Linked DNA regions of Homo sapiens: region 2 is linked to region 1. A link is a loop called in an ENCODE intact Hi-C map of the cell type or tissue named here. Cell type or tissue: PC-3. All regions are shown on one strand. Links, peaks and the distances in the headings refer to the core of each region. The heading gives the core; the rest is flanking DNA.

Region 1 (16,728 bases), core at 4,468-12,467:
GCATAACATAGGACACATAATGAATAAGATAAGGGGTTTCTAAAGACAAATCCAGCAATAAAGATCAGAGTAAAAGGCCTATTACCCTATATGTGATATTATTCACCTGGCCTGAGACAGATGCACAAATAAAAATATTTTATAAAAATAAATCCTTGGGAAATTTTTTCTTACATATATTTTATATACATATTTATCAAATACCATATATGAAAGTGTCTGACTGCTAAACTTCCTCTCCTGTTCAGAACATGGAAAAACAAGGATGCATGAGTGCCATCAGCTAATGTCTCTGGGCCTAAAGAAGGACTCCTGCAGGTTTGTACTCAGCCTCAAAAGTGTAGATTTTCAAGAAATCACTCACAGTTCATGCAAATCCAGACAGGCTTGCTGTCAACAGAAACTTACAAGGTGCCTCCTGGCAAGGATCTTGCAGGTAAGCTAACAGCACTATCCAAAAATGATGGAGGAACGGAAATGGAAAATAGAGAATTGTATTTACTTGTTGCTTCAAAATATAAATATAAAGGGAAAACTGAATTTAAAATCCAGTCAGTTCTGCTACAATACAGTATCTGCATTCCTTAAATTACCATGCTATGCCAAGTTGCACTAAAAGAAATGGTTCATGAGAAAATGGGGTTAAAATCAGAAACATCAGTTACACATTAAAAAAATAGAAAACTAATAAAATGGTATTACAGTTTTATACACATGAAATAGTTATGAAATACATAAATACTACAATAAATATGGTGCTTTACCTTGAAAAAGACCTGAAGTTTGCAGAAGGGTTGCAGCTTATGAGTTATTATGAAATGGCAGAAGGAAGGTTATCTGAAGTGGATCTGCAAGTTCTAACACCAGATGTGGGTGGGCGTGGCTCATAATACACATAGTGAAATGAGGTAAGGGGTAGATGTTAATATGTGAGATGTGTGTATGTGTGTGTTTTATAAATTCCTATGCAGCTGGGTTCAACTGGCTACAGTTGACTGCAGTCTCTCACAAACAAAATTGTGCAGAAGCAAAGGCAAAATTTGTGTCATGCTTCAAATGCTCCTTAATATATCAATTGTGTTGGAACAATTTCAAGTTCTGCACTATAGACAAACTTACTGTATACTGTAAGTCCCAAAGGAAAATTTTTGTTTTACTGATGGGGGTATTTCATTAAGACTTAAGAGAATGCATCCCTGAACTAACCATTTAAACAAAATGGGAAAAAACAAGTTGTTGATTAATACTCAGAATTACATTTATGTACACTAAATTTATATAGAAGGACAGAGACAGAGTGGGGCTTTTTAATATTATTTTAGGCTGGGCATGGTGGCTCATGCCTGTAATGTAGCACTCTGGGAGGCCGAGAGGAGCAGATCACCTGAGGCCAGGAGTTCAAGACCAGCCTGGCCAACATGGTGAAACCCCATCTCTGCTAAAAATACAAAAATTAGCCAGGCGTGGTGGTGGGTGCCTGTAATCCCAGCTGTTCAGGAGGCTGAGGTAGGAGAACTGCTTGAGTCCAGGAGGCGGAGGTTGCAGTGAGCAGAGATCATGCCATTGCACTCCAGCCTGGGCAACATAGCAAGACTCCATCTCAGAAAAAATAAAATAAAACAAAATAATATTATTTTATCATTACTGAGAAGCGATTGTTCATCAAATAATTTTTTCACAGTATAGGCGAAAATTATTTTTTTCACATATAGGAAAAAATTATTAACTCATCTTTAGTTCCAGAAGATACATATCTCTTCTTTTCATATTCTGAGTTGATGTTGTTAAGATTTTTTTATGGTCCAGTTTTCAGCTTTGTCAGTGTCTTATGCCCTGGTAGCTTGCATTTCACATGAATCTAGGCACTCACAAACTTCTGACACTGATCATTAAGAGAAACATACTGACTTCTGGTCCCACTTAGACATTCCTTATGTTGGTGACTATGGACCATATGGCTTAGAAAGATCATTTACCATTTCAAGGCTTCTCCTAATGTAAGGAAGAGTAAAACTAGGTTTTAACCTTCCTACCAAAATCCTTATAATAGGAACTGTGGACTTCAAATTGCAATCCATTTGTACAGAATGTAAAAGCTAAAACTTTACCTTCATATGGTATTTTACAAGTTTGCCAAGTTCTTTCACAACTATTACCTCATTTAATTTAATGTAATTACATCTCCCTGTATCAATGCACACTGTGAATCATTTTCCTGTTTATTCAATTTTTTTCCATCCATGTTATTTGAAATCTTTCCAGCTTACTTTTGGAAAGCAAGACTTAACCCAGCATTTCCAGAAAAGTGTTACATTGAGTGCTTGAAGAGATCAGTTACAGCTAGCATATGTAAAGCACCTGGGGAAACCCTCTGCAGCAGAATTAAAATTGATGACGCATCAGTCAAGCCATTCAACTGGTGAGCTCCTCAATTACTTAGAACACATAAGTCCTTTGTGTTTGTTTGGTTTTTATTCTGGAAAGAAACACTTGTTTCAAGACAGTCTATCAAAGGAGGCCACAGGGGAAAAATCGAATCAGGTCATGTTGAGAGGGACTAGAACTTCACTCCTCTGCTTTCCGCAAAGAGGGGTTTATCCTAAATACGTCCAGCTTCTTGTGCACAAAGATGGAGTGAGTTACCTGACAGGTGAGTTTCAGAAAGGAACTGGAAACAAGTATCCCAGCTCTTTCTGCCATCCACCCTTGTGATCCAGCTAACTACAGAGAGCAGACATTCAGTTGTGTTATCCCAAGCCTCATGTATTAGAGGGCAGACTCTGCCTCTGCCTCTACCTACGATTGGGAAGTTGAATTCAAGACAGTGTTTAGAATATGATGCCTTGAGCCAGGAACATTAAGAGATAGATGTGGAGTGCAATTTGGGTAGCAAAACTAAAATTGAATCTTGAGGGACTGGAAGAGATCAGGCTGTGTCTTTTGTTGACCTCGGTGGTTTGCAAGGGCTTGTATTGCATTATACAACTGGTTTTCACAGCTGTTGTTGTGCATATAATCAGTGCAGCCTAAGCAGCAGCTTTAAACCTGGGGCTTTAAAAGGATGGGTCACTAGAGGATTTTGAATTTGTCGGGGACCTGTAGCTTATGGTGGCTTGTTCACGGGTGTGTGGCTATTTTTATATAGGGAGAAGCTGTTTTTCCACAAGCAAGCCTTCCCAGGCTTTAAATAAAGCCACATGGGCCAAAAAGACTTGTGGAAGCTGGCTGCTACATCAGGACCTTAAACTACCCACTGTGTGTGACAAGAGGTGAAGCAGTTTTTGTTGATTTTTCTATATTTCTAAACCATGTATGTAGGCATTGTCTTCAAAGTGCACAGGCATCTAAGTTCTATGAGTGCTTCAGAGCACATGTGTGTGAGGTCCTAACTTTACATATTTTGTACCAGACCAACTGTCTTGAAGAACACATGGAGATACCCATTCTCACTAAACCTCCCTAAGGCTTCAAATTTCAAAAATTATCAAAAACACTTTGAGTTCAAAAATTTACTGAGGGTGTCTCTCCAGCTGGACTGGTTATGAGTAGGAGGAAGAGTTCCGAGGACTAACCAATTTTATAGCAAGACCAGTGGATCCACCACCATGGCAGAGGAGAAAGTGGATAACATGTTACTAGACAGAATCCACACTACACCACCATCAGGATGCCTGAAACACATGGCCAGATAAGAATGCAGAAGCTCTTGCAAATTCCTAAGCTTACCCAGCATGTCTCAAATATCCTTTTGTAGCAGAGACCATGTGCATAGATGGATTTTTCTTCAAGATCTGGTAGTTCTCTAGTGCCAGAGGTAACGTCTTTATGGCCAATTCTCCCAGTTGAATGCAAGGTCTCCAATCATTGACTCTAAAAAACTGGCATACAGTGGCATCCTGATTAAACCAAAATCAAGACTGTCTATCCTATTCCCAGATCTCATTAAATGTCTTTTATAATCTTTGGCATCACTAAATACTGAGTTTCCCTGGGAAAACTGTTCCAGAGGCTGGAGATTCATTTTTTCTCAATCTGATGTGAGTGAGGCCAGTGTCATAATAATCTTGTAAACCCCCTTCAAAATAATGAGGCACATCAAAAATTTGGCATTGAATTCATGCAACTTCTGAAGCTGTGAAAGAACTACACCCATTCTGTGAGAAATAATCCAAGCTGCAGCTGCTGAAGGAAACTCATCCTCCCCAGCCACCAAGAATTCTCTGCTGACACTGATCAGAATGAGAAATTGGAAGCGATGTTTTTATCACTAATTTTTTTGAAATAACAAAAGTGAAATATATGTGTGTCTGGTTTTTAATTCATTTGAACTATACCATTTAAGAGTTTAAATTTGCTCTTTTATTACTGTTGAAGGATTTAATAATGGGCAGAGATTTATATAACAGTTTAGGACATCTAGTTTTGGCATACTATTATTGGGATGGCCTCATGTAGTCATTAAATATCATTGCAAAATTTCTAATAAGCTTGGACAATTTAGATGGATATCATTTGGATTGAGAAGAGAAAGGAGAGAGAATTTTCAGCTCTAGTATAGACTGACCTTTTTGGATATTTCCAAGAGAAAATGTTGTCTCTATCACCAGTGGTCCCAGGCAGAGCCACCAGAAGTCAGATATCAGTGGTAACCATCTGCTTTCTACAGACCTGATGATTAGGTTCCATAATATAAGAAAACAAGCACCTGGAGAATATTTTGGGGGCTGGGGGTAAGGACAGTTATTTGCTTTTTCTCAGTTTTCTGTAATGGGGTTTTCCCAAGGTTTCTCACCCTAGAAACGTGGAGTCAGTTACTTAATTGATAAGTTTGGGAGAGGAACTAAGTAGGCATAGCTCAGCCCTTTTTTGTTGTTGGAGTCTCACTCTGTCACCCAGGCTGGAGTGCAGTGGCGCAATCTCGGCTCACTGCAAAGCTCCGCCTCCAGGGTTCATGCCATTCTCCTGCCTCAGCCTCCCGAGTAGCTGGGACTACAGGCACCCGCCACCAAGCCCGGCTAATTTTTTTGTATTTTTAGTAGAGACAGGGTTTCACCGTGTTAGCCAGGATGGTCTCGATCTCCTGACCTCGTGATCCGCCCGCCTCAGCCTCCCAAAGTGCTGGGATTACAGGCCTGAGCCACCGCACCCGGCCAGCTCAGCCCTTTTCCCTCCACATTTCTGAGGGAGCCAGCTACCCTGAAAGTGTATACATGTTCCACCTAGCCTTTAGCTATAGCGGAGGCAGACTGTCACCCAGGAGATTCCAAGTTTACTCTGGCTGGGCCTGCAGTTTGTTATTAGGATGCCCATTATTGCCACATCCATAAGGCACATTCTCCAATATTAGTTTTTTATCAATCATAAGGAATAAAGGGATATGTTGATCTCTCTAATCTCCATCTATCTTGCCTCATACATACAGATAATGTTGGAGTGTGTGTGTGTGTGTGTGTGTGTGAGAGAGAGAGAGAGAGAGATCAGCTTAGACAGGGAAACCAAGGCTGTCGTTTATTGGGCTTGTTTAAGGGTGTACAAGGCAAAAGAAGAGGACTTCCTAACAATACTTAGTCCAGCGAGGTAATAAAAGCCTAGATCCAAGGTTTGAGAGCCATGGAGCTATACCAAAGGGAGCTACTGAAAAACATTGCTTCCCTCAATTTATCAAATGAGAAAATATGAGCAAAAAAGAACAGTTCCAAGTTTAGTATTTCCAATTTCACATCCACTGTGGTTTTAAGTTTATATAGTGGACCCCATGGAATTATTTGAGCATCTGAGCTTAAGAAGCCAAGAATACAATGTGCCTTAAAGCAGGAATTGAGTCATATAAAAGGCATGAAGAAATCAAAAGCAAAAGCACAGCTGTAGGGTGTTGGCAGTGACAATCTGTACACAACATTGGAAGATGAGCTACCTCTTCCTTTCTCCCCCATCATCACACATTCAGCATCTCTTGTCAGGCTGAAACATGCAGTATGGTCATTTGAAGGGAGCAATGTGTAGAATTAGAAGTCAGAGCGCTGGTGCAGGGTATTTCCCCAATAGTATTTAATGAATCTTATAAAGTCCATTTTCATGACCACATTGACAGACCATGGCAACAGTTTTGTTGGTCTTTATAATTTAGGGCATTTTTTTTGTATGTCACTCAACAATCCTCTGATATGAACAAAAGAGACACTATTCTTTCCTATAAGATAAAAACAAATAAAAAACTGAAGCTTGGATAAACCATATCTATGGTTTACCCAAGATAAAGTCATTAGCCAACAACTTAGGAACAGATCAGAACCAGAATGCTAACTGCCCCCCACCTTCCAATTCAATATTATTTTCTGTAATCTATGTTTTATACAGCTGGCAAATTAAAATAGAGGTATTTTCTCAGTAAAAATTCAGTCCAGGTTTGACAGTTCCCCTTCTAATCTACTGTATGGACTATTTAGCCAACTGTCCTGTGCTAGGAAAGTACTCCCCAGCATGGACAAGGATATAACCCCGTTTGATTTCATTTATATCCCAAAGTGGAGTTAAATAAACAGAAAGACATGATCTACATTAATGAAAAAAGATAGATGGAAATTTTTTGTGTGTTTTAGAGCCACTTAAATGTTGCCAGTCTCAAATTATCTGTACAAGATTTAAAGTATGGAGTTGAAAAACATAACAACAGTGAAAAAAATCGGAATATACTGACTCCTCCCCTTCTCCCACCACCAATAACTACCTAACTTACAAAACTGCTCCTAAAGATAATCATACAAACAAGCTATAAACGCTGAATTAACACCGAAAATTAAAGTAGGGTAAGACAGAGAATAAAAAGATACTCTCTGACATGACTTCTTAAAGTTGTAATTAGACATATGTGAGTGTGTGAAATACACACACCACACACACACACCCCATGCACCACCCCAGTGACCAAATTCTTGTTTAATCATCAAGTACAACCCAGACTTGATTAGTTACCTAGGGTAGAGGAAACTCAAAAGACTTGAGGAGCTAGACTCTTTCAGATAATTTTGTCTGAAACTTTTTAGTGTTCCTTTCACTAAGGGAAGACAAATCAGAAACCCTTTTCCCCAACTCTTATATTTTTGAAGTAATACGTAGTAGGACAAAAATCTCTCAGGAAGCTAACTCTTCTATCAGGGATCAAAAATGAGAACATCCAGGTTTTGTATAATTCACATCTATTACACAACTAGGATTCTTTATGTCTCCCATATATTTATTCCTCTCACTCAACTACTGACAATCTTCTTTCATCTCATTACCTCATGGTCAGCTGAAAAGACAATGGTTAATTTGCAGAAATATTTTGACTCGACCCATGCTGACTATGTTTCATCCTTAGATAATTGCCTCCACAAAGATGCACTTGCCATTGAGTATGAGCTATAGACTAAAGGCCGTTATTCATAATTGAGGTTGACGCTTAACACAACCTCTCACCAACATAACATTTACTTTACACTCAGAGTAACAAAAAGGAAGGTCACAGGCTTAGTTTACCTGCACCTCAGCCACCTGAATATATTTGTGACCTTTGATTCACTGAAACATTATTTTTCAGAGAGCAAAATCATACAAAATGATCTTCATTTTCACTAACCCTTATAATTAAAAACTACCAAAGACAGAATAATATCCTTATACCAAACTTAAAACAACAGAAGTCTAGCAAAAACACAGCACACGTATTAAAGCCAGCTTATATCTCATAAGAAAGTCATTTACCCTCACAATTTTGTTTAGTAAGAAATATTGACAATTTTTTCCTAATAGAATGGGTATGAACCTTTACTGAAATAAAAGACTAGGATTTTATTTGAATCAACTTTTGTAGCTTACCTAAGCTATTCCTATTTACTTCCTACATAAGCGAAAGAAAATGAATAAATTGTATCCGGATACTCACAGCAGAGATCTCAGTTCTAGTCCCTAACATCAGACGTCGCGGCTGCAGACTGAAAATGTTACTGTAAGGAAGTACTTGTATTTTTCTAGCAAAGTAGCACCCTCTAGTGGCTTTTCAAAAATATGAAGGAGTACACGCCAAACGTGACATAATTTGTTTACTATCAAATTATGCAGTGTCAAAACACTCAGGTGAGAACAAAACCTTGCCCTTGGCATAACGGGAAGCATATTCCAACCTTGTTCTGTGTTGTTCTAGGGAGGCAAAGATGGTTAATCATCCTATTGCACATCTACAGTGTGCCTCTGAGAAAAATATGCCCTTCCCTGATAATAGTTTATTATTTTTCCATTATTAGTATTATGGTGCTATTACTATCATTATTGCTATTAATATTAATAGAAAATTACCATTTACTGAGTATTTACTACATGCCAGAAAATGTATTCATTGTTTTACATTCTTTACCCCATTTAAAATTCACTATGAGTATATAACCTAGTCTTTATCCTCATCTGGTTTTATTGATTAAATAGTCGAGGCCCATATGTGTAGTATGAGTTGCCTAAGAGAATAAGAAAAACTAAGATTCAAACATATCTTTATAAATTTGCAAGAACTCTCACAAGCCTGATTTCAACAAGCAGAAATTATCAATAGTTTTTACATGTATCCAGCCTCAAAGTATAAATCCAAAGAAATAATTCAATAACAATGAAATTAACTGGAAAATTTTAGCTAACACTTAGTTAAAATTTTAATTTAAGTTTGGGTTATAAATACAACCATTTCCCATAGTAAGTAAAAGTTAAATACCGATTCTTAGACAGCAAGGCAATAGTCTCTAGGAAGCCAGTTTAGTTCCCCCTGGCTCAGTCATGGTATTTTATTAAAATCGAGAGAGGTATATTTGTTCAGGTAGGCATTCAACAGACATTCATTGAATGCCTCTAGGAACTCTAGTTTTGATTGCCAGTGATCCAAGACCTTTGCACAAAGCAAGTGCTGTGTGAATACCAAGGAAGACCCCTGAGCTAAAAAGTATATATTTTTTATGGCTTCAAAATGTATATATTCCATTTTAAATGTCATTTGTCTGATCCCAGCAAATAAACACTTTTGATATTTACATAAGGTTTGAAGGAACTTAGAGACACAAACAGAAAAGAATATTTATTAAGTATCTGCCAGGTGCTAGTTAGTAGTCTATGCCCTTTACATATATCACTATGGCAGAGACTGCTAACTGTTCACCAACCATTTCCTCTTCTTATTAAGCACATAGCCAGACTACATTTACAGCCAACATTGACTCAAGTATGACCATGTAACGGGATTCTAATCAGAATCCAGTACTGTGAGCAAAAGCAATGTGTACCACTTCCATGCATCGCCCATGACAAACCTCCCTTTCAGGATCTTTCATGTTCTTTTGCCCTTCTGGATGACTGGAATGGATATATCCCACAGGCAACCTTGGAAGCCACATACTGCAGACAGCAGAGCCACAAGATGGAAAGAGGCAGCTTCGTCTCTGAGTCACTGTTTGGAATAAATGTACCTGACAATTAAGAGCATCTGTTTTGTAGTTTAGGTAAGAAGTAAACTTCCATAAATTTTGAGTTATTATATAGTTTTGCATTTGACTATTGGTTACAACAATAAGAATTACATTAATGCGATGATCTCATTTAATCTTCACAGCAAACTTAATAAGTTTATTGTAGGCTTATCCCTCATTTCACAGATTAAAAAAGTGAGGTATAAATAGTTTAATAACTAGCCCAAGTATTCACAACTAGTGGAATTCAAAGCTTGATCAAACCCAGATCTACCTTACTCCAAAATACATGCTCTTTTCTCTTTCTTATGCCAACAGTCCATCCTGTTGCCTCTTTTTTCTAGCAATCTTGCCACCTCAGCCCCTCAAGTAGCTGGGACTACAGACATGTTGCCTGGCTAATTGTTTAAAAATTTTTTAGTGATGGGATCTCACTATATTGCCCAGGCTGATCTTGAACTGGCCTCAAGCAATCCTCCTGCTTTGGCCTGCCAAAGTGCTGGGATTACAGGTGTGAGCCATCATACACAGCCCCACTGCTTATGAAACTAGCATGTTCCTTTGTATTAGTCAACTAATACATTGCTATAACAAATGACCCCCAAATCTGAGCTGTCTATTTTTATTTATTATTTCTCATTAATGCCTGTCAGCCTCAATTCACATTAATTCACACTGAAAGTCTTCTTCATCCTGGTACCCAAACTGAAGCAGCAGCCCTTATTTTTATCACATGGCAGAGGAAGGAGAATAATGAGAGAACTACATGATGGTTCTTAAAGCTTCTATCAGAAAGTAGTCCATGTTACCTCCACTCACATTTCATTGGCCTAGCAAGTCATTTGACCAAATCTGATATCAACAGAGCCAGGAAGCATAATCCTCTTACAGAAGAGTGGAAAAATAATTTAGAAAAAGAGTATGTTCAACCATACCTTCACTCTTGGAAACTAAAAGTTAAGAGAAATGTTATGAGAAAGTTAGAAACAATTAAGAGAAAATAAGTTGTGATCAAACTATTAAAAAGAGTAAGAGAGGCAAAATATCAACGAGATGATATGTTCTCCTTTAATCACCAGCAAAAAAAAGTAATAAAGCTAAGAATTAAAAGATATGACACGAATCCAACTTACACACCTGAACAGAAGTTAGATTTCTGAGTCATCTCAATGGCTGCTTAAAACACACACACACACACACACACACACACACACACACATACACTCTCTTAGCTATTTTAAACTATATGTCGTAGACTAACTCAATGTCAACAAAGAGAATATGGTATTAAATACACAAAACAAGTAGCCAAAGATGTGTTTGGCAATTAAGAAATACCAATGAGAATGGGAAAATGAGATAAAAAGTACACAACTTTCCTTATAAAGCCACAGACAAGCACATATGAGTTCAGTTCTGGCAGATGACATTCGCTAGTCATTTCTTTATCTCACAGATCTAGACCTACTTCTTTTAAGTATGGTCAATCTGTCTCGGGTTATAAGTGGCTTTATTAAATCAGACATATTGATCCAAATCTTTCATCTCAAATCTTTAAAATATTTGATGCAATTTGCAGGCAATAATAGCCAGTCAAACACAGAAGAGGCATTGTCTAATTCTGATTAACTCATCTCTGTTGCCTTATAAAACAAGTTGATCTGAGCATCACTATCTTCTCTGAAATCATCTTGCTTATTCTAGTTGCACTGAACAGTTGATAAATGGATGAGTGAATGAACAAAACGAAAATTCTCCACTTCCCAGCATTTTTTACTTATATACTTAATACTTAGGAAGTTCTAAAGTGAAACTCAGTGTCATACGTTCTTTCAAACACAGTAAAGAAATTCATGACACCTATATCGTGAAAACATTAGTGAGCCAGAACTAAACATTAATTTCTAATAAATGGATAGAAATAAGCAATAAATCAACAATTGAACAGTCAAATTGCTGAATTGTCAAATACGGCAATCATTTGTGGAACACCTATGGATTAGGTGCAATTATATTTTTAATGTGTATACTCACCGTCAGACTGAAGCATCCTGAAAGCAAAGCCCATGTCTGTTTCACTTTACATATTCTTAGGACTTAGCCTAGAAGCTACCACCAGAAAGAGCTCAATGACTGCTGAACAGGATAAATGAATGTAAGAATGGCTCTATGACTACTGATTTCACATAATTTACCTTTGTTAGTCTTCAGAATGTCTCTGGAGAAGGGTTTCTTGATCCCAATTTTAGTAATGAAGGAACTGAGGCTAGAGGAGTAAGATGAGTTGACTAAGTTTTCATAACTAATAAGCAGAATCAAAGTGAAAAAAATAGTAGGTAAATATATAGTTTTTTGCCAGAAATAAGTGGCTGACTTAATAAAAGCAGTCTTACTAGATTGGTTAAGGTAGAAAGCAAGATAAAGGACACACAATAGTGAGTCTATATAAAATGGAGCCAGATATTCAATGAATCTTTTCTGTAATGAATAATGGAAGCTTACCATAAAAACAATGTACAGCGAGTGGGATTACAAATATATTTATAGAACTAAGAATGTATGTATGATTAAAGGCAGCAGATACAGGTCCTGACAATGTCAGAAATTATAGGAATTAGAGAATTAAATTTTTATAGAAATAAGACGTATCATTAAAGATGTTTCTTTAGACCACAGAGAAGTGCATGTGTCAGATATGTCACATGTACAAACTTGCTGCTACATACCAGGCAATGGCAAGATTAGGTCCCTTAGTTCTGCATCTAGAGCTCTGATTTTCCCATTGGTTTGTGTGTGCCTTCTTGTGACACATTAGAGTAAGGGCTTAATAATTGCCTCAAAATGATAAAGAGGAAAATAAAGTGAAAAATATTAAATAGTTACCTTACCTTGGCTATACAAACGTCTTCCCAGATTATCTAAATAGTCCACAAAAGACAGTTCTTTATGGATAAATTCTAGCTAAGAAATACAAATGGAATGATAGAATTAAAGGATAACCCTTTTGCAACCCTAATGAAATAATCCATCTAGATAATAATTAACGGCTACTAAAGCCATTACCTGAAGGACTGGTGGGAAAGTTGTGATGGATGGATCAGCTGACATCATCTGAACCCACTGATCAATCTTAACATCACAAAAAGAGACAACCAGACATTATGAGCCTTCTGATGTGATTCAATAAGAAGTACAGAGCAGCACTAATGAAATGTTCTTACCAAAAGGCAAACAAGAATCTGATCAAGCCTCTAGGTCTAACTACTCTTTTACAGAAAATCCAGAGGATGAGAGAAACATGCTAAATTAAGCCTCCTATAATGCAAGCAGCTAAAATCAGGATGTGGGAAATTCTAAAAACAAGTGACCTGTTTCCTTCAACAAGTAAATGGCAAGGGAAAAAAATAAACAAGAAGGAAGAACTGTTAGTAAAAAGTCATAATGTGCTCTTCCAGCGTATAAGAAAAAAAGCACACCAAGCAATGTGGATCTTGTTTGGGACCTGATTCAAAATGATACTAATTGATGGAACTAGAGGACACTATTCTCTGTGAATTAACTCAGAAACAGAAAGTGAAATACTGCGTGTTCTCACTTATAAGTGGCAGCTAAACAATGGGCATACAAAGTCAAATTAAAGACACTAGAGACTACAAAATGTAGGAAGGTAGGAAGAGGGTAAGGGTTGAAAAAGTACCTATTGGATACAATGTTCACTATTGAAGTGATGGGTACAGTAAAAGCCCAGACTTCACCACTACACAATATATGCATGTAAGGAACTTGCACTTGTACCCTGTAAATACATTTAATATGTTAATTAATTATTTTTTAAATGATAACTGTAAACAGACATTTATGAGATAATCAGAGAAATTTAGATACTAAATGGATAGTTGGTGATATTAAGAAATGATTGTTAATGTGAGAGGTATAATTATGTTAAAAATAGTCCTTATTTTTCACAAAAAGTGCTATCTGAATTTTAACAGATGAAATAATATGCCATCTGAGATTTGCTTCAGTATCTGTCGTGGGAGGGAAGTATAAGGAATATTGTTGGAACAAAATTGGTTGTATGTTGGTAATTTTTGAAGTTGGGTGATTAGTTGTTTTTACTATTCTCTGTACTGTTTTTATTTGAAATTTCCATAATGAATGATAGAGATCACCTAATAAATTTTATAGAGAATCTGATATCTCCATATGATAAACTGAACTTCTTTCAATGTGTTGTGAAGGAACAAGGTGTAGCATTATAGTAACTTGTTGAGTCCCCATCCCTAGAAATCCAGACTTAGATTCATGAACCATCTCGCTAGAAGAGTGAAAGACATTTCTTAGGGCCGGGCGCAGTGGCTCACGCCTGTAATCCCGGCACTTTGGGAGGCCGAGGGGGTGGGGGGTGGGGGGGGGGGGGGGCAGATCGCAAAGTCAGGTGTTCGAGACCAGCCCTGCCAATATAGTGAAACCCCGTTTCTACTAAAAATACAAAAATTAGCCTGGTGTGGTGGCGCACAACTGTAGTCCCAGCTACTTGAGAGGCTGAGGCAAAAGAATCACTTGAACCGGGGAGGCAGAGGTTGCAGTGAGCTGAGATCGCACGACTGCACTCCTGTCTGGGCAACAGAGCGAGACTCTGTCTCAAAAAAAAAACAAAAAACAAAAAACATATTTCTTTATTTAAATGACATTTCTTTCTTTAAAACAATACCCAGAGAGTAATGTTTTATGACTAAGCTCCTCTTGTCACTGATACACTGGCTGATTCGGATCTTCTGAAAACCGTCTTGACTTTCCTGAGTCTTATGTAGACTGCCACCTTTCATCTACCTCTGTCTATCTCTTGGCTGTCATTCTGGCCTCCCTTTTGACAATAATACTTGGAGTATCTATGTCACAGAATCTGTGCTCATGATGAGGATAGCATTGTCTTATTTGAACGGTCATTGGCTTGACCTACCTAACCTGCCTAAATATTGCTGACCTCTGAGACTTTCCAAATAAAACCTGCCTACCAAGAGTCAGGATTACTTTTTTTTTTCTTACTGCTCTTTGCCTAATTCTGCAATCTTGCCACCAATTTCTATCACTAGTGATTTTTAGTGGTTAACTATTTTTCCAGATCTATTAATTACATACCTTTGCATATAAATGTTCTGAATATTGAACAGAAGCAGAGATAGATTCTACCTTTTGGAAGAGTGAGCAAATAAAAAGGCACGACTTCATTATCACATTTCTTACTTGTCTTGTAGCCAAAAAGCAACCACTTGTGCTGCTTTTGTAGGGGAGTTGGTGTGGGGAGGTACCCGCTCCCCTTGCCGCAAACTCATGACCTATTGTCATTGTAACCCTGAAAAACAGTTCAAAACTAAGCACTATAAACCTATTACAACTACCTTGGTGCCATCCAGACGTGTGGGAGACTCTAGGAAGCATTTGGTCACGGTGGTGATGATGATGTACTACAAACCTAACTGTTTTGCCACCACCATTGTCACCCAATTCTTCTGTATATCATTTCCATTAACTTCAAGGGGATCAATATGAGGAAAATGATGCCCCCAAGATTTTGCCCTCTGTTTTTTCAAGAATGTTTAATTTAGCATGACTGGCAATGGACTTCAGTGGGAAGGCCCTTTTGACTCTAGGGAAAGGTAACAGTTCACCTGTTCATATTCTTCATCTGCAGTAGGAAGTATCAGGAAGAAATTGCTCAGCCAATTTGGCAGCCACAGATACACAGGGCTTCCTTTCATGCAAGCCTTGGAACTGAAATACTTTTTTTACTTGGCAAATACTGTAATGCTGCATATACCTGAAAGAGCCTTTGGGAGGCTTGTAAACCAGATATTGGGATAGATAATATGGTATGTTGTAACATTGAAAAGGAAATTATAGCTTAAATTTCATAGGAAATTGGTTGTTCAAATCCACTATTATAAAAACCTGGAGAACACCAACAGATTCACAATTTCTTAGGCTGCAAGTCAAATGAGACATGAAGTTGAAGAGACCATAAAGAAAATAGCTGAAATTTATACCTCTGGTTCTATATCAACTTGTATTTTTCCTGGGTAGGAATATTTACAAAGTAGGATTGATTAAGTTATCTTGGAAGAAATACTGTGTAATTTATAAGCATATATCACATTTAGGTTTTTTTTAAATTATACTTTAAGTTCTAGGGTACATGTGCACAACGTGCAGGTTTGTTACATATGTATACATGTGCCATGTTGGTGTGCTGCACCCATTAACTCATCATTTACATTACGTATGGCTCCTAATGCTATCCCTCCTCCCTCCTCCCTCCCCCCACCCCACAACAGGCCCCAGTGTGTGATGTTCCCCTTCCTGTGTCCATGTGTTCTCATTGTTCAATTCCCACCTATGAGTGAGAACATGTGGTGTTTGGTTTTTTGTCCTTGCGATAGTTTGCTGAGAATGGTTTCCAGCTTCATCCATGTCCCTACAAAGGACCTGAACTCATCCTTTTTTATGGCTGCATAGTATTGCATGGTAGATATGTGCCACATTTTCTTAATCCAGTCTATCATTGATGGACATTTGGGTTGGTTCCAAGTCTTTGCTATTGTGAATACTGCCGCAATAAACATACGTGTGCATGTGTCTTTATAGCAGCATGATTTATAATCCTTTGGGTATATATCCAGTAATGAGATGGCTGGTTCAAATGGTATTTCTAGTTCTAGATCCTTGAAGAATTACCACACTGTCTTCCACAATGGTTGAACTAGTTTACAGTCCCACCAACGGTGTAAAAGTGCTCCTATTTCTCCACATCCTCTCCAGCACCTGTTGTTTCCTGACTTTTGAATGATCACCATTCTAACTGGTGTGAGATGGTATCTCACTGTGATTTTGATTTGCATTTCTCTGATGGCCAGTGATGATGAGCATTTCTTCATGTGTCTGTTGGCTGTGTAAAGGTCTTCTTTTGAGAAGTGTCTGCTCATATCCTTTGCTCACTTTTTGATGGGGTTGTTTGTTTTTTCCTTGTACATTTGTTTGAGTTCTTTGTACATTCTGGATATTAGCCCTTTGTCAGATGAGTAGATTGCAAAAATTTTTTCCCATTCTGTAAGTTGCCTGTTCACTCTGATGGTAGTTTCTTTTGCTGTGCATAAGCTCTTTAGTTTAATTAGATCTCACCCCAAATCAACAGAATATACATTCTTCTCAGCACCACATTGCACTTATTCCAAAATTGACCACA
Region 2 (16,728 bases), core at 2,909-10,908, 170 kb before region 1:
ATTTTGTTGATCTTTTAAAAAAACCAGCTCCTGGATTCATTAATTTTTTGAAGGGTTTTTTGTGCCTCTATTTCCTTCAGTTCTCCTCTGATCTTAGTTATTTCTTGCCTTCTGCTAGCTTTAGAATGTGTTTGCTCTTGCTTCTCTAGTTCTTTTAATTGTGATGTTAGGGTGTCAATTTTAGATCGTTCCTGCTTTCTCTTGTGGGCATTTAGTGCTATAAATTTCCCTCTACACACTGCTTTAAATGTGTCCCAGAGATTCTGGTATGTTGTGTCTTTGTTCTCGTTGGTTTCAAAGAACATCTTTATTTCTGCCTTCATTTCATTATATACCCACTTTTCATTCAGGAGCAGGTTGTTCAGTTTCCATGCAGTTGAGTGGTTTTGAGTGAGTTTTTAAGTTTTTAAACTCTGAGTTCTAGTTTGATTGCACTGTGGTCTGAGAGATAGTTTGTTATAATTTCTGTTATTTTACATTTGCTGAGGAGTGCTTTACTTCCAACTATGTGGTCAATTTTGGAATAAGTGTGGTGTAGTGTTGAGAAGAATGTATATTCTGTTGATTTGGGGCGGAGAGTTCTGTAGGTGTCTTTTAGGTCCGCTTGGTGCAGAGCTGAGTTCAATTCCTGGATATCCTTGTTAACTTTCTGTCTCGTTGATCTGTCTAATGTTGACAGTGGGGTGTTAAAGTCTCCCATTATTATTGTGTGGGAACTTTCTATTAGATTAGTCATCAAGTTAGAGATTGAAGAGATCATTTATTTCTTCCAAAATAAATGATATCCCTCTAGCGAAAATACAATTTATAAATTAGTATCTACTAACAGTAATCAGATACTTTTAGTATGAAAAGTAATCAGATACGTTTAGTATGAAAAGTAATCAGATTCTTGACCTTAGTCAAATTACTGAGAAGTTAAATGTAAAACTAACCTTAATGTCTAAACACATGCAGACATTATTGCTTTTGTAGAAAATACTTCTAGGCCAGGCAGAAATAATAGGTCTGAAATGTGACAAAACCCATTACCTGACTCCTCTCAGCAGATGGTCAGGAATGCAGAGGTAAAGGCAGGCAATTGCAGGACTATTAGTCTCTCAACATGGCTGGATAGACATCAAATCGATTACAACCCAAGCTAAGCAAATCCATGCCACTTCAATCAGTGCTATTTTCAGTAGCTGTGCAAAAGCTGTTTGATGATGATATGCCAACTTTTAGCTTATTAGGTATGACTATAATTTGCACAAAACAATGTATGATATTGTGCTGAAAACAACACATCTACATGGTAGATCTAAATTTCTGAGATTGGACTGAGATTTCTTTTCATTCCTGTTATTGATCTAATGCCAACCTTCCTGAGTTTCAAGTTTATTTTCTGCCAGTATGTTGCCAAATATCAGGCAGGTTAAGAAGATGATATTTTTCCAAAATTAAGATTCACAGAAAATACGATTCTATAAAACCTCAAATAATAACATTACAATTTATAATACACTATTTACACAAAAGAAGTAGTGTTCATTCAAATTAAAAGAACCTGTCTAAATTTGATAAGAGAAAATGATTTTCAACGGAATGTCTTATAAACTCTTGAATGTGTTTGAGTATATTGCAGCTATCCATTAAGAATAGCAAAAGTTAAAAGATATTGATTTGCTTTTACAAGTAAGGGTTTATTTTCTTTTACTTGGCTTCATAGGCAATGAAATTATGGTCAACTTTGTGCTCTCATGGATTTGGATAGAAAAGAACTTCTGAGTGCCCTTTTCTCACCCTTCACTCTTTCTGCCTCCACTTCTTAATTTGAGTAAGAACCTCTTCTGCTTGACTGTTAGATACAAGTGTTTGTGTTTTTATGCTATGCCATTAAAACATTTTTATTTATCAATTTATTCACTCAAAAATCCATTTTTGCTATTGGGCAACTGTTCTGGGACAGGAAATGCCCTGCTTATCCATAAGGTCTATTTTAGAAGATGCTACAGGATCAGCGCTGGCTACCTAATTTGCAAGTGCAGTGCAAATTGAAAACATGAGGTCCTTTGAACAAAAATTATTGAGATTTTTAAGAACATTAACCAAGGGTAGGGCAATTGTACAGACTGCGTGCCCATCAAGCTGGCCCTGCAGGTGATTTTAGCACTGAGCTTTCTTTATTTTTTTCAGTGTGAAAAAACCTCATGATTTATGTCTGCTTAGAATTTTTTTAAAACTATGGAATAACATCAAAGGACAACAATGCCCTTTACTAATAGTATATATGTTTATATTTATGTACACATTATTTATTTAATTCAGAAGCACATGTTTCCAGGAAGGGTCAGTGATGCTTTTGCATAATGCCGTTATACAAAATTTCTTTTCTTTCTTTCTTTTTTTTTTTTGCTTACAGAACTAAATGCTTCAGAGATAAAGAAGCACAAATGGTGGTCTGTATAATTTGATTCTAGGGTCCCTTCCACATTAAGAATAATTCCTTTCTCTGATATGAATAAATAGCCAATTAAACAAACAACCAACCTACAAGACCTGTGATATTAAGCGTGGAAGTACGGTCAACTATAAACACAGCATAGAAAGATCTTTGTTTCTAGAAACAAATCAAACTCAGAATAAGGTGAATTTAAACTGCATTTATTGATTCAACAAATATTTAATTAAGTCCCTCCAATGTATCAGGCATTCTTCTAGGTGTTGGGAATACAGGTGGGACCAAAACAGACAAAGATGTTTGTCCTCATGGAGCTCAAAATCTAATAATTGATAGCACAAAAAATAATCATGAAGCTGACACCCATGTATAAATTTGTAATCTTTCTTTACTACTTATTTTATGAGAGAGCACTGAATCCTAACCACTAGACCACCAGGGAAACTACTAATTTTAAAAGAAGGTTTTCTTAGAAGGCAAACACTGGGAATCTCTATTCATTTATTCATTCAACAAAAACAAGTTCTGGATCTTAAAATTTAGGATTTGCTCTATAATTATGCAGTCACAATAGTAAACTATATTGTTACTGTAAGAAAAGTAATTTTGACTGCATCCTAGGCTTATCTCACAATTCTGTCTTATTTCACAGTTCTGTCTTATCAATGCCTTCAAAAAGTTTAATTGTCCTATCCAGGGATTGCCAATATGTGACAGTTACACCACTATTTTTCTTTCCTTTGCCCCTGATAAAGGACACTAACAGATTTGATCTCCTTTATCCTCTGAAATTAAAGATAGCTTGGCAAAAATCTGCTAAGGTTAACCTTCAGCCTTCTACAATAAATCCTATAATTGGCTAATAAGGTAAAACCTAATTGCCATTTTTTGCTAAGCCTGGAATTCAAAGCCCACAGTTGATCTCTGAATGGTAGGCATAATATTTAGGAAGAATGATAAATTTATGAACAAGCTGTATTACTGAAGGTAATCTAACTACTATAAATAACAGTTCTAAAATCTTGGCTTAATAAAATGCAGATTAATTTTTTATTCACTTCATAAGCAGCTTGCCAGAGGATTGGGGGTGTGTGGTAGGGCTCTACTCCATGCAGTTACTCAGGGAACTAGTTTGTTTTTTTTGTTTTTTTTTTTTTTCCCCAATGCCACCATTCCCTGTGGCCTTAAAGTCTTCCACTGAATCTTCCTTCTAGAGCTATGGGAATGGGGAAAGAAGAGTATTAAAACCTGGCAAGAGGGCTTTTTAAGTGTCAGGCCTGTAGGTGGAATATTTTATTTTTGCCCGCATTCCATTGGTCAGAACTCAATCATAGGCTCATTCTTCCCAATGCAAGGAATGTTAAGAAATACAACCTGTCTATGTGCCCAAGAAAGAAATGAAATGAGATTTGAGGAATACATTGCATGACTCTACCACATCAGCCTCAAGCAGAGGTAAGATTATGATGTATTATGTCAATGTGAACTTCATTTACTACCAATAAATAATTCTCAGCTTATAGCACCCAGTCACTTAATAATACATTGAATTCAGCATTAGTAACAGTATTGAAAGGAGTTAGCCAGCTTGCTTTGGGCAGACAGTAAGGGAAGGGTCCCTGGAGAACCATCAACCCACCTCAAAAGTGCTTATACCAGGTGTTTTATGCAGATAAGGGAACTTGCACAAAGGGCTTGCCTAAACATGCCCAAAGTGGAAAACTTAGTTCCTTAACACATGCGCAGTAAGAGAAATGAATCAATATGGAGTAGCTCAGTCTAAGGGCCCACATACGCACAGGAAGGATGGTGTGGAGCCACCAGGAACTCACACCATAAGCCCGGGTATTGAACTGTAAAGGGGACAACTGGCAACCTGCTTTTCAGGTCCCCTCTCTTTGCTGAGAGTTTTCCTTTCACTTAATAAATTCTACTCCACCCATTCTCTAGGGTCTGCATGCTTAATTCTTCCTGGTCATGAGACAAGAACTTGGACCTAGCTTAACTAAGGAGTAGAAATCCTGCATTATTTTGGTGGCCCATATGGAGACACCTGGAGGGTGAGTAAATGCAGACCCAAACCTTTCACTCTCATCCCCAAGTCTTTTCATCTTCAACCTTTTTTCTGAAGTTGGCCAAGACCCTCAGACTTTTCTATGGATTTTTCCTTCCTTTCTTCATGGTTGGAAATGGCCCCTATCTTTTCTTTTATAATGTTAAAAGTGCTGCTGCAAACTGCAGAGATATTACTACGTAGAATGAGCATTTGGCCCAGCCATCAGATATGCAATTCAGAACAATGTGATTTCCATCTGTTCCTAAAGGCATCCCCCACCCACACCCCAACAGCCAAGGGTATGCATGCAGGACAGACGGGTGAGCGGCGGCTCCCCAACTGCACCAGGTGGGGTGCATGGCCATGTCTGCCACATGCATATGCTGCATCCAATGACCATGTGGGGCAGGAATGAGACACAGCCACCACTCATCCCCAGGGTGGTCTTGGGGGCCAAGAGCTCCATGCAGCCAGCTGGTCAGTTTTTCCTGCTCACCATCCCCTCCCACCATGTGCCCACAGAGGCTTTCCTTCCCTGGCCAAGCCAAGAAGAGGATAAAACAATTAAGAGTTTCTCTCCCTGTTGGAGGAGCCCATTTGCATAAAGCAAGAGGCTTTTTGTCCCCCAGACATCTTCCCCACACTTAAGCTGTTTTTTCATCTTATTTTGTTTTTCTCTTTTCTCCACCATACCAACCATACCAGGAGTTAGCACATGCACATAGCCCTGTGAATACAGGGAGCTTTTCTATGAGAGAGGTTTTTTTTTTGTTTTTTGTTTTTTTTTTCCCTACCTTAACACTCTGCTTATGATAGGGAAGCAATGGAGGAGTGACCCCATAGGCTGCTGGCTGCAAATTTGGTGACAGCCATCTGTGACATAATCTAAATTAATTCATGTATCCCCTGAGGTACGCTTTTGTCCCAAACTCAATTCCAGGCTTTGGGTTGAAACCATAAGAGGGAAAACTGGATCTAAGGGATGCAGAGGGAGGCAACAACAGAAGATGGGGCACAACGCAGGTGAGCATGACTAATTCTTACTGGATAGGCCCTCCCACTTCATGGTTGAAGGTTATACTTGCATGCATGGCATAGACAAGATCTAGGAACTCAAAAGTTACTCACAGCAGGGAAGAGGCAGTGCATGGGCAAATATGGATAACTCCCACCCCTTAGGCCTCACTGTTAACATGGGTGAAAGCTGTGTTGGCATCCATGGGCAGCACCCTACTGAGGTCACCAGGACTTGGGGATATAAAATGGGAGAAAGAAGGGGGATGCCTCTTCTTCTCTCCCTCACATACTTTGGCTATTTGCTTGGAAGATAAAGGAACTAGGGATTCCTTGTTCCCCTCTTTCTAGATGGTTAGCCAATCATCTTCAGTCTGTATTTTTCTCAAATACCTCATGAATCCCTGGGACTCCTTTGGATAAAACACATTCTTTTTTCTCCTCTGTTTTCCTTTTGCAGATGAATAATTGTGTCCCTGTACCACAGGACACTCCTCCTCAGATGCATACCCAAATTGGGAAAAGTTAATTTCTCTAAACCTTAAACTACTTGGCTTAAAATTGAACTCAGGGGAAGGGAACACAGAAGCCAGACACGCCAGCAAAAGTGTAAAAGTTCTTAACAGTCAGACTTCTGGTCTCCCTCTCCCTGTGCAAACCAGTTGAATGAATAATATAATCACAGTTTATATCCTCTGTAAAGTTTTAATTAATGAAAAAAAGGATTTATGAGGCTAGTCTTAAGCTGTGGTGAATCTGTTGTACTTTGTGCCAAGAATTTGTCTTTCTCTATCTTTCTATCAGAAAGAGGAGTACCTTAGGATAGAATGCATCCCTAGAAACCGATAAGCCCTCTATTCAAGCCAGCCCAGCAAACTGGTCAGTAACAAACTTTGCTGCAGGTCTCCATCTTGTTTTATGTCCTTGGGAGCATAACCTGTAACAACATGGCAGTACTTTGTTTTGGTCTCTGCCATTTTACAATGGTGACCTGGGTTCAATCCTGGCTTAGGGAATGAGTACTTTTTGGTTAATATCTGTGTGACTTTTGTCATTTGCTGATTCTCTTCCCCTGCATGAACAACTTATAGCTTCCTTTCTTAAGTCTTCCTTCCTCTGAAATACCTTTAAATATTCTGGATTTTGTAAAATCTGCTTACCACCTCTTTGAAGGTACCCTGTACACTTGCTGTTAAGTCATAGCCTTAGTTGAGACTTGTTGGTTTCACCTGTGGTTTCTGACTCACAATTTAATATCAGGAAGGAGGCCTGGAGAGGGCCAAATTCTATTGACTGATGTCCAGCCCTTAGAAAACACTTGTTGATCAACAGTTTTGCTGCTCTACTCATTAGGTGTAGCTGTTAGAGAATAAGAAATTGATTAAAATTGCTGGGCAAGAATGTGAAAAATGATTGGCTTACTGTGAGATGCAAGAGAAAAAGATCAGCAGGTGGCAGTGTGTGTGAAAGCTGTTTTCTAAATAAAATAGAAAGCATTTTAAGGCTACTCCCAAGAGAAAAGTAGCTGATGAAAGTCATACATTCCAACACAATGGGCCTGGGGAATAATATTTTTTAGATTAAAAACATTGTTTATTTTTTTCCATTTGCAGTGGAAAAAATCTTGTTTTAAAGAATACATTAAGAGCCCTAAACCACGTTTTCAATTAGGTGGTTTAGAAGACTAGTAGGGAGGCAAAATGTACCAATTTCAGAAACTAATTTTATTCATTCTCAAAATTCCATTATGATAGTACTTTATTATATACTCTGAAATTAAATTTAAAAAAGAAACTCTTTATTAAGAGAGAAATAAAAGAAATCTTACATATACTCACAAATATTTCATTTCCTGAGAAAATACACAATAAAATTTGTGTTTTATTTTTTAGCCAAATAATTTTTCTTTAATTTACATTTATGCAAAGTAGCAAGCCCACAGGTGATCCAATTCTCTCATTTTAAAGAGAAAAAACAGAAGTGAAATGTTTTCTCAAATCACAAAATGAAGTAATACAACTGAAACTCTAGAATGTGAATTCACAGTTCTTTTTACTGAAAATACTAAGCTCAAATGAGATTTTTTTTAAAGTGTTGCTTTGTGTCTATAGTCAGCAGATGATGGATACTAATTATAATTTTACATATTTTAATTTACACATTATTTGCATTCGATTATATTTCAGATACAAACTGTAAATCCAAGCATACAATGTAAAATGAATATTTTCATTAAATCTTCTCCAGTAGAATTTTAAATATAATTGTCTAGACACCTCTGAAAATATGCCACAGATAATTTTATCACAAGAAAAGTGTGACAATTTAAAGTAAAGAGTAAGGCTCTTTTACCCCCTTCTCAGAATTCAGAGCTATGATTCTAAGAGACTTGAATGGTGGGACTCAGTATAGCTATAAGCTATAATCAGGTTTAAAGGGGAAAATCAATATAACAGTTCCTAAAATTAGGGAAACAAATAGTAGTCTTATAAAACAAACAATCTCTGGAGAACAGACGTGAATTATCTGTCAAGCACACAACACATTTTCAGGATAAAATTGTGCAGAATACAATAGTAGAACAGAGTTTCCTCTGGAGTAGTAGCACAAATGAGAACTACAAAGAATTGACAATTTAGCTTGAGCAAATCTGAATCGTATTCAAATGCATTTCCTCTGTTTATAAAAACACATTCCTTACCATTAAGGAGCTCATAGTCTAGTTGGGAGACTAATGTATTTGAAACAGTAATGGATGTTTTCTTCCTTTTCTAGTGTTTTTAACTCTCCCCTCCATTTGTGCAATAATATGATCTTGTAACATACAAGCTTCAAGGAAGATTTATTACTGTAGAGTATGTAAATGTTTTCAAAAGCCTAGCCTGTGAGGGAACTCAGAGCAAAGAAATCCAATGAGTTAGAGCTAAATTCCCTGCCTTCAAGACAGAATATAAATTCCATAGGTTCCAAGGAGGGAAACTTGACTGAACAGGGAGGAAACAGTAGGGGTTGGCAGGGATGAAAGATCTATAGAGCTTAACGTGGGGTAACCAGATCTTCAGGGGTTCTGCTGGGAGGAGTCGAATCAGCCACCTTGCCTCCAGCTCTGGTCCAATTTAGATCACCTTAATCTACAACCTGTCTGATAGCCTCACTGGGCAGCTGCCTACCATTGTGAGAGCTGTGGACTCCACAATTCTGGGGAGTTACTATTCAAATAAATTATAATATGAATGCCACTCCCTGAGGTTTGTCACCATACAGAACAACCCTACAAGTCTCATGGGTGCCAATGTAGCCCTTGAAGATTGCCCAGTTTCTATCCACGGCACATTGCCTATGGTTAAAAATCATGTTATGTGTCCTTTCAGGTGGCATCTGGTGAGCTTTTTCTTTGGTGGCAACCAGCTACACCTCATCCCTTGACCATCCAGTAGGCTGTCTGTGCCCTAAAACTTTATTGACTACTTGAGCCATCATCCAATTTAATTTCAATTCAACATTCAAAGACACATACAGCTATACAATTTTGTAATGCTGTTATAGAATTAAGAATAAGATGGATAAAAATGCATAGGAAGTAACTTTACCTTGTGTTAGTGATAAGAGATTAGGGAAATTTTTAAGAAAAATTGTGGAAAGACCAGGGAAATTTTAAAAATAATTGTCATCTGAATTGAGTTTTCAATCTTCATAAAGTTTTGCAGCTTTCCAGCGTTTAATTCTACAATTAGCAATTGTTATAACCTTTGTATGTGCCAAGCATTGTTCTAAATGTTTTGGAAGAGAATAGTATGAAATAATAACATGTCCTTAAAGAGAAGGGGACAAGTAGTAATTAAAAGTGCAATCTCTGGGGCTGGGTTACCTAGATTTGTATTCTGGCATCCACTTCTTAATAGCTCTGAAATCTTAGGCAAGTTTCATGTCCTCTGTTTGCTTCAGTTTTCTCATGCATAAAATCTAACTACATAAGACATATAAAAAACATGCAAATCAAACTTCTAATGATAAAAACTATCATGTCTAGGATGAAAAATGCATCCAATAAGATAAACAATGAATTGGGCTTTGCCAAATGATATGGTTTCGCTGTGTCCCCACCCAAATCTCATCTTGAATTGTAGCTCCCATAATTCCCATGTGTTTTGGGAGGAAACCAGTGGGATATAATTGAATCATAGGGGCAGTTCCCCCATAATGTTCTCATGGAACTGAATAAGTCTCATGAGACCTGCTGGTTTTATAAGAGGTTTCCCCTTTTGCTTGGGTCTCTAATTCTCTCTTGCCCACTGCCATGTAAGACATGCCTTTTATCTTCTGCCATGATTCTGAGGCCTCCCCAACCATGTAGAACTGTTAGTCCATTAAACCTCTTTTTTTTTCTTTTTTATAAATTACCCAATCTCAAATATGTCTTTATCAGCAGTGTGAAAATGGACTAATGCAGTAAATTGGTACCAGTAGAGTGGGTCACTGCTGTAAAGATACTCAAAAATGTGGACACCACTGTGGAACTGGGTAATATGTGGAGGTTGGAACAGTTTGGAGACCTTAGAAGAAGACAGGAAAATGTGGGAAAGTTTGGAACTTCCTAGAGACTTGTGAAATGACTTTGACAAAAATGCTGATAGTGATATGAAAAATAAGGTCCAGGCTAAGTTGGTCTCAGATGGAGATAAGAAACTTGTTTGGAACTGTAGCAGAGGTGAATTTTGCTACATTTTAGCAAAGAGACTGGCAGCATTTTGTCCCTGCCCTAGAGATTTGTGGAACTTTGAATGTAGGGTATCTGGTGGAAGAAATTTCTAAGCAGCAAAGCCTTCAAGAGGTGACTTGGGTGTTGTTAAAAGCATTCAGTTTTAAAAGGGAAATAGAACAAAAAGTTCAGAAAATTTGCAGCCCGATGATGCAATAGAAAAGAAAAGCCTATTTTTCTAAAGAGAAATTCAAGCCACCTGCAGAAATTTGCATAAGTAACAAGCCAAATGCTAATTGCCAAGCCAATAGGGAAAATGTCTCCAGGGTATGTCAGAGACTTTTGCAGCAGCCCCTCCCATCATAGGCCCAGTGGCCTAGGAGGAAAATATGATTTTGTGGGCCAGGCCCAGGGTCCCCATTCTGTGTGCAGCCTAAGGACTTGGTGCCCTGCTTCCCAGCTGCTCTATCCATGGCTAAAAGGGGCCAAGGTACAGCTCAGGCAGTGGCTTCAGAAGGTGCAAGACACAAGCCTTGGCAGCTTGCGCATGGTATTGAGCCTTTGGGTGTATGTAAGTCAAGAATTGAGGTTTGGGAACCTCCACCTAGATGTCAGAGGATGTATGGAAATGCCTGAATGCCCAGGCAGAAGTTTCCTGCAGGGGTGTGATCCTTAAGGAGAACCTCTGCTAGGGTAGTGCAGAAGGGAAATGTGGTGTCAGAGGCCCCACACAGAGTCCCTACTGGGCCACTGCTGAGCGGAGTTGTGAGAAGAAGGTCACTGTCCTCCAGACCCCAGAATGGCAGATCCACTGACACCTTGTACTGTGCACCTGGAAAAGCTGCAGGCCATGCCACCCATGAAATCCAGGAGGGGGGCTATACTCTGCAAAGCCACAGGGGTGATCTGCCCAAGGCCGTGGGAGCCTACCACTTGCATCAGCATGACCTGGATGTGAGACATGGAGCCAAAGGAGATCATTTTGGAGCTTTAAGATTTGACTGCCTTGCTGGATTCTGGACTTCTGTGGGGCCTTTCACTCCTTCATTTTGGCCAATTTCTCCCATTTGGAATGGGTATATTTATCCAATGTCTGTACCTCCATTGTATCTAGGAAGTAAATAACTTGCTTTTGATTTTACAGGCTCATAGGCAGAAGGGACTTGCCTTGTCTCAGGTGAGACTTTGGAGTGTGGACTTTTGAGTGAATGCTGAAATGAGTTAAGACTTTGAGGTACTGTTGAGAAGGCATGATTGGTTTTGAAATGTGAGGATATGATATTTGGGGAGGGGGCAGGGGCACAATAATATGGTTTGGCTGTGTCCACACCCAAATCTCATCTTGAATTATACTCCCACAATTCTCATGTGTAGGGAGGGACTCAGTGAGAGATAATTAAATCATGGGGACCGTTTCCCCCATACTGTTCTCATGGTAGTGAATAAGTCTCACAAGCTCTGATGGTTTTATAAGAGGTTTCTGCTTTTGTTTCTGTCTCATTCTTTCTTGCCACCACCATGTAAGAAATGCCTCTTGCTACGATTGTGAGGCTTCCCCAACCACGTGCAACTGTGAGTCCATTAAACATATTTTTCTTCCCAATTTCACTCATGTCTTTATCAGCAGCATGAAAATGGACTAATACACCAACAAAAAGAAATTTTAAAAGCAATCCAGAGTATGAATGAAAAATTTTCCAAAGAGATAGATATCATAGAGAAAAACCAATCAGATCTTTTGGAAATAAAATACACACTTAGGGAAATACAAAATACAATGGAAAGTTTCAACAATAAACTAGAATAAGTAGAAGAAAGAATTCTGGAGGTCAAACACAAGGCTTTTGAATTAACCCAATCAGACAAAGATAAAGAAAGAGAGAATCAAAAGAAATGAACAGAGTCTCCAAGAAATATAAGATTATGTAAGATGGTCAAACCTAAGAATAATTGGTGTTCTTGAGGGAGAAGAGTAGTCTAAAAGTTTGGAAAACATATTTGTGGGAATAATTGAAGAAAACTTCCCTGACCTTGCTAGAGATCTACATATCCAAATACAAGAAGTTCAAAGAATGCCTGGGAAATTCATTGCAAAAAGATCATCACTAAGGCAGATGGTCATCAGGCTATCCAAAGTCAACATGAAGGAAAGAATTTTAAGAGATGTGAGACAAAAGCATCAGATAACCTATAAAGGAAAACCTATCAGACTACTAGCAGATTTCTCAGAAACGTTACAGGCAAGAAGGAATTTGGGTACTATCTTTAGCCTCCTCAGATAAAATAATTGTCAGGCAAGAATTTTGAATCCAGCAAAACTAAGCTTTATAAATGAAGGAAAGATAAATTCTTTTTTGGACAAACAAATGCTGAGGGAATTTGCCACTGCCAAACCAGCACTATAAGAAATGCTAAAAGGGGTTCTAAATCTTGAAACAAAAGCTCTAAATCTATAAAATACACCAAAATAGAAGCTCCTTAAAGCATAAATCTCACAGGTCCTATAAAACAATATTATAATGAAAATAACATCAAAGTATCTAAGTAACAACTATTATGATAACTACATTAGTACATCACATTTCAATATTAATGTTGAATGTAAATCGCCTAAAAGTTTCACTTAAAGATACAAAATGGCAGAATGAATAAAAACCACCAACCAGTATCTGCCGTCTTCAGGAGGCACACTTAACGCTAAGGACTGAAATGAACTCAAGATAAAGGGGTGGAAAAAGATACTCCATGCAAATGAAAACCAAAAGCAAGCAGGAGTAGCTATTCTTATATTAGACAAAAGAGACTTTAAAGCAACAATAGTAAAAAAAGACAAAGAAGGACATTGTATAATGACAAAAAGACTAGTCTATCCTAAGTTTATATGCAGCTAACCACTGGATATCCAAGGTTTATAAAACAATTACTACTAAACCTGAGAAATGTGATAGACGTCAACACAGTAATAGTGGGGTTCTTCAATACTCCATTGATAGCACTAGACAGATCATCAAGACAGAATATCAACAAGGAAACAACGGACTTAAACTATACCTTAGAACAAATGGAATTAACAGGTATTTACAGAATGTTCTACCCAACAACAATAGAATATACATTCTTCTCATCAGTACATGAAACATTCTGCAATATAGATTATATGATAGGCCACAAAACAAGTCTCAATAAATTTAAGAAAGTCAACATCCTATCAAGTGTCTTCTCAGACAGTGGAATAAAACTGGAAATCAACTCCAAAAGAAATACTTAAAACTATACAAATACATGGAAATTAAATAATCTCCTCTTGAATATTTGAGTTAAAGAAATCAAGATGGAAATTAGAAAATTCTTTGAAATGAACAATAGTGACACAACTTATTAAAATCTCTGGGATGCAGCAAAAGCAGTGCTAAGTGGAAAGTTAATAGTGTTAAATGCCTACATCAAAAAGTCTGAAAACGCACAAATTGACTACCTAATTTTACACCTCAATGAACCAGAGAAACAAGAACAAACCAAATCCAAACCCAGCAGAAGAAAAGAAATAACAAAGATCAGAGCAAAACTAACTGAAATTGAAACATATATACAAAAGATAAATGAAACAAAAAGCTGGTTCTTTGAAAGAATAAACAAAATTGATAGATGATTAGTGAGATTAACCAAGAAAAGTAGAAAATCAATATAAGCTCGATTAGAAATGAAACTGGAGACATTACAACTGACACCACAGAGATACTAAAGATCATCCAAGGCTACTATGAATATCTCTACATGCACAAACTAGAAAATCTAGAGGACATGGATAGGTTCCCGGAAACATACAATCCTCCTAGATTAAATTAGAAAGAAATAGGAACCCTGAACAGACCCATGACAAGCAGTGAGATCAAATCCATATTTAAAAATTGTCAGTGAAATTGCCCATCAGATGGATTCACAGCTGAATTCTACCAGACATTCAAAGAATAATTGGTACCAGCCGGGTGTGGTGGCTCATGCCTGTAATCCCAGCACTTTGGGAGGCCAAGGCGGGCCGATCACCTGAGGTCAGGAGTTTGACACCAGCCTGACCAACATGGAGAAACCCTGTCTCAACTAAAAATACAAAAAATTAGCTGGGTGTGGTGGCGCATGCCTGTAATCCCAGCTACTTGGGAGGCTGAGGCAAGAGAATCACTTCAACCTGGGAGGTGGAGGTTGCAGTGAGCCGAGATCGTGCCATTGCACTCCAGCCCGGGCAACAAGAGTGAAACTCCGTCTCAAAAAAAAAAAAAAAAAAAGAATTGGTACCAATCCTACTGAAATTATTCCAAAAGATTAAGAAAGAGGAAGTCCTCCCTAAATCATTCTACAAAGCCAATATTACCCCAATACCAAAACAAAGAATGGACATAACAGAAATAGAAAACTGCAGATCAATATCCCTGATGAACATAGATGCAAAAATCCTCAAGAAAATATTAGCTAACCAAATTCAACAGCAAACTAAAAAGACAATCAAATAGATTTCATCCCAGGAATGCAGAGATAGTTTAATATATGCAAGTCAATAAATGTGATACATCACATAAACAGAATTAAAACCAACCATAAGATCATCTCAATAGACACACAAAAAATTGATAAAATACAGCATCTCTTTGATATAAAATCCTCAACAAAATAAGCATAGAATGGACTTACTTCAAAGTAATAATAGCTATATATGACTAACCCACAGCCAACATCATGCTGAATGGGGGAAAATTGAAAGCATTCCCTATGAGAACTGGAACATGACAAGGATGCCCACTTTCACCACTTGTATTCAACATAGTACTGGAAGCCTTAGCCAGAGCAATCAGACAAGAGAAAGAAATAAAGGGCATCCAAATTGGAAAAGAGGGAGTCAAACTGTCACTGTTCATTAATAATATGATTGTACACCTAGAAAGCCCTAAAGAGTCATCAAAAAAGCTCCTAGATTTGACAAACTAATTCAGTAGTCTCAGGATACAAAATCAATGTGCACAAATTAATAGCACTGCTATACACTGACAACAACCAAGCTGAGAATCAGTAAATAATTCAATCCCTTTTACAACAGCTGCCAAAAATAAAATACTTAGGAATGCACTTACCCATTGAGATGAAAAATCTCTACAAGGACTGCTGAAAGAAATCACAGAGGACAGAAACAACACATCCCATGCCCATGGTTAGAAATAATCAATACTGTGAAAATGACCATACTGCCAAATCAATCTATAAATTCAATGCAATTTCCATCAAAATGCCACCATCATTCTTCATAGAACTAGAAAAAACAATCCTAAAACTCATATGTAAACTAAAAAGAGCCTGCATATCCCAAGTAATGCTAAGCAAAAACAACAGATATGGAGGCATCACTCTATCTGACTTCAAATTATACTCCAAGGCTATAGTTACCAAACAGCATGCTACTGGTATAAAAATAGGCACATGGATAAATGAAACAGAATATAGAACCCAGAATTAATGCCAAATACTTATAGCCAACAGATATTTGACAAAGCATACAAAAACATAAAGTGAGGAAAGATACCCTATTCAATAAATGATTCTGGGACAACTGGCAAGCCACATGTAGAATAATAAAACTGGATCCTCGTCTCTCATCTCATGCAAACATCAACTCAAGATGAATGAAAGTCTTTTACTTAAGACATGAAACCATAAAAATCCTAGATAATAAAATCAGAAAGACTCTTCTGGACATTGGCTTAGGCAAATAATTCGTGGTTAAAATCCCACAAGCATACGCAACAAAAAGAAAAATAAATAAATGGGACCTAATTAATCTAAAAAGCATCTTCACAGCAAATAAAATAATCAGTAGTGTAAACAGACAACCCGCAGATTGAGAGAAAATATTCACTTTTTATGCATCGGACGAAGGACTAGAATGCAGAATCTACAAGGAACTCAAACACACCAGCAAGAAAAAAACAAATAATCCCATCAAAAGTGGGCAAAGGACATGAATAGAGATTTCTCAAAAGAAGATATGCAAACAGCTAACAAACATACAAAAAATGTTCAACTCATCATCCGGGAAATGCAAATTAAAATCATAATAAGATACCACCTTACTCCTGAAAGAATGGCCATAATTAAAAAGTCAAGAAAACAATAGATGTTGGCATGGATGTTGTGAAAAGGGTACACTTTTACACTGCTGGTGGGAATATAAATTAGTATAACCACTAAGGAAAACAGTATGGAGATTCCTTAAAGAATTATAAGTAGAACTATTGTGTGATCCAGCAATCCCACCACCGGGTATCTACCAAAAGGAAAAGAAGTCATTACATGGAAATAGATACATAAACACACGTTTACAGCAGCACAATTAGCAATTGCAAAAATATGGAACCAATCTAAGTGCCCATTGACCAACGAGTGGATAAAGAAAATGTGGTATATATACAACACAGAATACTACTCAGCCATGAAAAAGGATAAAATAATGTCTTTTGCAGCAACTTAAATGGA

Evidence for each region. Peaks named below come from ENCODE experiments on the same cell type or tissue, not always from the same donor. Only the 100,000 strongest peaks of a DNase experiment are listed, where the experiment ranks them.
Region 2: a loop joins it to region 1, with 9 times the contacts of the local background. A loop is called at or near these places in 4 of 110 quality-filtered maps.

The regions. Positions count from the first base shown.
Region 1 is chr4:85,138,968-85,155,695 of GRCh38, reverse strand. No RefSeq gene overlaps it. Among named protein-coding and RNA genes, the nearest start is that of WDFY3, 180 kb to the right of the region's middle. In PC-3, for the core only: a CTCF peak has its summit at 8,035 (motif pointing left); a DNase peak (open chromatin) is centred at 7,995; H3K27me3 peaks cover 52 bases.
Region 2 is chr4:85,308,640-85,325,367 of GRCh38, reverse strand. No RefSeq gene overlaps it. Among named protein-coding and RNA genes, the nearest start is that of ARHGAP24, 160 kb to the left of the region's middle. RefSeq lists an enhancer at 3,592-4,791. In PC-3, for the core only: a CTCF peak has its summit at 6,964 (motif pointing right); no DNase peak of the experiment used is centred there.